Linked DNA regions of Homo sapiens: region 1 is linked to region 2. A link is a loop called in an ENCODE intact Hi-C map of the cell type or tissue named here. Cell type or tissue: CD14-positive monocyte. All regions are shown on one strand. Each heading gives the region's core, and the rest is flanking DNA. Links, peaks and the distances in the headings are about the cores only.

Region 1 (2,911 bases), core at 324-2,823, 740 kb after region 2:
ACGAGGAACAGATTGTTCTGTTAAAATACTTTTGATTTATTTTAAAAGAATGACTTGAGAAGAAAAAATTACTGCTTTTTTTAATTTTTGAGACAGGATCTCACTCTGTTGTCCAGGCTGGAGTGCAATGGTGCGATCATGGCTCACTGCAGCCTCCAACTCCTGGGCTCAAGTGATCCTCCCACCTCAACCTCCCGAGTAGCTCAGATTACAGGCAAGAGCCACCATACCTGGCTCAAGTGGAAAATTTCTCTAAAGAGAAATTAAAATATGTTGAGTTTACCCGCATGTGATTTTTTTTTTTTAAATCAGGACAAATTACATAAAAACTGATAAGGCCGGCCAGGCACAGTGGCTCACACCTGTAATCCCAGAACTTTGGGAGGCCAAGGCGGCAGATCATGAGGTCAGGAGTTCAAGACCAGCCTGGCCAACATGGTGAAACCCCGCCTCTACTCAATATACAAAAATTAGCCAGGCATGGTGGCAGGTGCCTGTAATCCCAACTGCTCGGGAGGCTGAGGCTGAGGCTGAGGCTGAGGCTCCCACTTGAACCCGGGAGGTGGAGGTTGCAGTGAGCCAAGATTGTGCCACTGCACTCCAGCCTGGGCAACACAGCAAGACTCCATCTCAAAAAAGAAACCAAAAAAAATAAAAATAAAAAAACAAAAAAAACTGGTAAGGTCCTGCTACATCAAAACACACATAATGGGATAAATTTCACTTACGTGGCCTCCAGTGAAACCTGCAGGGAGGGAGCCACACTGCCGATCGTAGCATTCTTACTGGATTTGAGGGTGGGATGCTGATTTGGGGGCTGCGGCAGGGAAAGGGACCCTAGCCACAGCCTAGACCTTCTGTGCTTCCTGACCCTCCTTCCCTGTCCCCATTCTGGTGGACAATTTGGAGACAGACAGAAGGAGACAGAGGGATGAGGCTGTCATGGCCTCCTCTGGCCCAGTCCCTCAGCCAGTCCCCAGGGACCCCCTCATGTGGCTGTGCGTCGTCACTTGTGGACACCTATGGTGATGCTCTGCCACGGGAAGGTATTCATGGTCTGGGAGTGTGGGTTCTGAGTCCTTCTGTCCTCCCTACATAATTCAGTCTAGAAACTGGAGGGAGTTCCATTTTGCTCGCTGGAGTCACAGCCCTGCTGGGTTCTGGCTCCCCCTGGGGCAGTAACAGAGAAGGGGGCTCCCAAAAGGGCTGGTTGGACCCAATGGTCATTGTTCATCGGGAGCTCAAACGCTAGAGCAGCAACATGATGACAGCTGGTGTCCAGGCTACCATCTCACATTGTGGAAACCTTTTCCCCCCGAGGACAGGAATTTTGAAAGGAAGTCGGGTTTCAGGTCTGAAAGCCAAGGTGAAGAACCAGGAATGCTTTATTGTCACCCAGCATGCAAGCATGGAAGCAGGCAAGCCTTCCCTGAGACAGGGGAAGAGGAAGAATCATTCACCAGTGCTAAAGGAAGCAGGTGCTGCAGAGGAGCCAAGACCAGCAGAGCAGCGGGGCAGCCCCAAGGCCCCTCAGAAGGCCTCGGCCTGTGGCCCTAGGATGATGCAGGTGGGGGCCACCTCAGAGAGTGGCTTTCTGGTCCATGCATCCAAAAACAGCCTTTCCTGATGACCTGCCAGTGGGCAGCATCCCTTCCCCTGCCATGGCAGCCACTCGCCCATCTCCACTGCCCCTTGAGCTCTGTGATCACAGCTCTCCTGTCCTTCGTGTGACTGTAGTAACTTGCCTAAAGGCCTGCCTTGCCCATCTTTGCTGCAGATCTTATGTTCTGGTCATCTGCATCCCCTGACCTGTGCAAAGGGCCTTGCAGTGAATGCATGAATGAATAAATAAATGACCCCGAAGCAAGGAGGGACACTGTTATCACCCCTCTTCCTGCTGCTTCTGGAGGTCTGAAGCCCAGGGCTGGAGCTCTTCCCCACTTCCGTTCCCTCCTGATAGCAGCTGCCCCATCCTGTTCAAGCCATCGACTTCCTCACGCACTGGGGCCTCCCCGCTGGGCCCAGGCTTCCACCCCTCCCAGCCCGGGGCCCATTCCCCAGCCAGCAGCTGACCTAGTGATTCCCCTCTTTAAAAGCCTCCAATGCCTCTGTCACTCCCAGAATCAGTTCCAAACTGCTCACTGTGCACCACGAGGCCCTGGGTGGCCCGCCCTGTCCACTCTCAGACACCACCTCCTACCTCTGTCCCTGCCCTCACTCCCCTCCAGCCACCCTGGCCCTACCTGACCGTCCAATGTGCCTTGCCTGTCCCTGCCACAGGGCCTTTGCAGTGGCCGCTCCAGGCAGCATTCCTCATGTGGCTGTGTGCTGAGTGCCTCCCTGGCCTCCATGTCAAAGCTCACTATCTACCTCTTCAGAGAGGCCTTCCTGAAGCTCCATCTGTCCTTGTCCCCACTTGCTCCAGACATGCACTCTCCAGTCTGGAAGCTGCATTCAGTTGGTGAGCCCTTGAAACGGGGCCAGTCCAAAATGAGACCTGCTGCACATGTATCGTACACACAGGATTTCAAAGACTTCATGCAAAAACACTGCAAAAATATTGATGCCGTTTATACTGATTACATGTTGAAGTGATAATACTTTGCATATATTTGGGTTAAATAAGATTAAAATTAATTCCACCTGTTTCCTTTGACTGTTAAGTGGCTATTAGAAAATTTAAACTGAAAACCTCACACGTGGCTCACGCTGTATTTCTATTTGGCTCTAACCCCTCACAGCTCCTATCATGAGTGAAATTATCTTTTCTGCTGATTTACTTGGTTTTCATCTGTCTCCCCGGCTGGGATGCCAGCCCCCCTCAATCCCCCTGAGCAGGGATCTCAGCTGTCTCCTCTACTGCTGTACGTCCCCTCGCCCCTAACAGAACCTGGCATCCCCGGGTGCTGAC
Region 2 (2,911 bases), core at 314-2,813:
TTGATCCAGGAACTCAAAAGATCCTGTTAATACTTCTTTTTAATGGGATCGTCCAACCTTTAAAATTCATTCACCCCTTATATATAAACCCACAGATGTTAAAACCAGAACAAGGATGTATTCACGGAGGAAACAAATTCCATCTTCAACACAGCACTTGCAGAGGTAGAATTAACTCAGAAAGAGGCTGGACAACTTGGCCTGGAACCCACTGTGGGAAACTTTGGTAACTATCAGCTGTGGTTTGCTTTTCTGCACCACTGACTCAGCAACCCTGCAGTTGGGCACTGGGTGAGTTTGCAGTGGGAGAGAACAACCTTATCCTCTCTTTGAAAAACATTTCCACCCACAGGACAGCTTATTGGGAGGACCAGAACTCCGAAAGAATGAAAAAGGAAAATGAATGAAACCACATAGATTTTGTTTGCTCCTAGTGAAACAGGAAAAGGGAATAAGAACCAAAAATTTAGTATCATTTTGCCTGGATGATTTTTTCAGTTAGCTAGAGAAAAAGATTTGATGGCTTTAATAGGGATTAACAGAAGTGATCTTTCAGAAAGTTATAGATACTTACTTTTAGGGTTTTCTTTTCCCCCCAACTAGCTTGTCTAATGTAATATACATCATGATAAATACCTTTTTTTTTTTTTTTTGAGATGGAGTCTTGCTCTCTCGCCCAGGCTGGAGTACAGTGGCGCGATCTTGGCTCGCTGCAACCTCCGCCTCCTGAGTTGAAGTGATTCTTCTGCCTCAGACTCCTGAGTAGCTGGGACTATAGGCACGTGCCATCACAACTGGCTAATTTTTATATTTTTAGTAGAGACAGGGTTTCACCATGTTGGCCAGGCTGGTTTCGAACTCCTGACCTCAAGTAATCCACCGGCCTTGGCCTCCCAAAGTGTTGGGATTACAAGCGTGAGCCACCGCACCTGGTCAATAGATAACTGTTAATGAAGTATAATGTGTTTTTATGGATATATTTCTTTGTAAGCACATTATGGCCTTTCAATTCAAATACAAGTGTTTCTGATTGAAATCTTGAAGGGGCAACATAATTGGATTTGACCAAATATGGGATTTAGAAATGGAAGCAGATTCAGCCAGAATTCCTGCCTAGGACTTCCTGGGGATCAGGGAAGAGGTGAAATGCACAGGAAATGTCTTCTATTGAACGTGAGGGCATGTTGATATCAAAGGGCCCGGGAGGGCCACACACTATGAACGTGATGTCCACATTCTTGGCGGTGCTCACGGCAGTAACGTGCATTTCCTGTGCGGGGCTGCCTGGCTCCGTCATAGCTTGCCGAGTGTCCCAATGCTGTTATTTCCTCCTGAGGCACCACTCTTCTCGTTTCCAATTTTGTTTGTTGTTTTTTAACACTGTAGAGTTTTATTTCAGTCTACCTACTTGATCTCTTATTTCATTAGCATTTTGGGGTGTTTTGAAGGGATTTTATAATACACCCATTTTTCTTAAAACTTTATATCTTTTAGTTAAGTCGATAAATGTTTAATATATACCCAATTATTAAAAACACTTTAATGCATAGCATCAAAGTCAAAATAGATGATACATATTGTAAATTCCATGTTGCAGAAATTCTAACCTTGATTTTGAGAAGTAAAGCTTACTTCTTACAGCTAAGTAAACCCCCAGAGATAAGTGCAGTTTTCACAATAGTCATTAACTACCCATCACCTGTCATTGCAACATTGATGAATTACTGGTGATGATCACTGCTTGAGTGTTCACAGGCATGTAACGATTATGTCCAGTTGAGAGTCAGAAAAAAGCTCCGGGGCCTTTTGTATGCATAGATAATGTATTCTGAATTATTTGGATGAGGCTTTATACCAGTCAGGGATTTTGCTTGCAAACAGTAGAAATTAACTGGCTAACTTGAGCAGAATAGGACCTTTCTAGAAGGATATTGGGCAGCGTTTGGAATGGAGAATCAGGTTTTATTTTATCATTTTTTTTCTATTTGTTTTTGAGATGGAGTCTCGCTCTGTCACCCATGCTGGCATGCAGTGGCATGATCTCGGCTCACTGCAACCTCTGCCTCCTGCGTTCAAGAGATTCTCCTGCCTCAGCCTCCCAAATAGCTGCAATTACAGGCGCCCACCACCATGCCCAGCTAATTTTTTTGTATTTTTAGTAGAGACGGGGTTTCACCATGTTGGCCAGGCTGGTCTCAAACTCCTGGCCTCAAGTGATCTGCCTCCTTTGGCCTCCCAAAGTGCCGGGATTACAGGTGTGAGCCACTGCGCCCGACTGAGAGTCAGGCTTGTAAAACCGGTAAGACCAAGAGCAGCTAGGCAGGTCAAGGGTCACAGGTACAGGCTGATGTGGACGCCGCCATAAGTCCTGCCATTATCAGACATTGGCCACTGCCCTGGGCAATCTGTCCTGGTCTCTGGGGCCCTGCAGCCTCTGACACTTGCTGTCCTGATGGGCCTTTGGTGCTGTCCTGCTGCTGGGAAACTCCCCATCACTGGATCTCTGTGTCACAGCCTCAAGGGTCAGGTCCTTAGTGTGGGCATCTGTGTTAGCGCCCTGTAGTTGCCATATCAAAGCCCACGTGCCAGGTGTCTTATAATAGCAGAAGTTCACCCTCACAATTCTGGAGGCCAGAAGGCCACAGGGGCACGTACCCACTGAGGCCCTAGGGAGGAATGTGTTTTGTGCCTCTCAGCTTCCGGGGGCCGCGGCAACCCTCAGCTTCAGTGGGCTTGTGGATGTTTCACTCCTATCTCTGCCTCCATCTCCATGTGGCCATCTTCCTTCTGCGTGTGTCTCTGTGTCCAGATTTCCCTCTTCTTAGAAGGACACCAGTCATACTGGATTTAGGGCACACCCTAATCCAGTATGACCTCATCTGAACTTGATTACATCTGCAAAGTCCTTCTT

Evidence for each region. Hi-C counts contacts between places; a loop is a spot of excess contacts. Peaks named below come from ENCODE experiments on the same cell type or tissue, not always from the same donor. Only the 100,000 strongest peaks of a DNase experiment are listed, where the experiment ranks them.
Region 1: a loop joins it to region 2, with 2.5 times the contacts of the local background. A loop is called at or near these places in 85 of 110 quality-filtered maps.

The regions. Positions count from the first base shown.
Region 1 is chr12:124,783,148-124,786,058 of GRCh38, forward strand. The region is part of intron 11 of SCARB1 (scavenger receptor class B member 1); the gene reads right to left. Among named protein-coding and RNA genes, the nearest start is that of SCARB1, 79 kb to the right of the region's middle. RefSeq lists an enhancer at 1,099-1,867. In CD14-positive monocyte, for the core only: no CTCF peak of the experiment used is centred there; no DNase peak of the experiment used is centred there.
Region 2 is chr12:124,039,234-124,042,144 of GRCh38, forward strand. The region is part of intron 2 of ZNF664-RFLNA (ZNF664-RFLNA readthrough); the gene reads left to right. Among named protein-coding and RNA genes, the nearest start is that of ZNF664-RFLNA, 67 kb to the left of the region's middle. In CD14-positive monocyte, for the core only: no CTCF peak of the experiment used is centred there; DNase peaks (open chromatin) are centred at 1,278 and 2,498.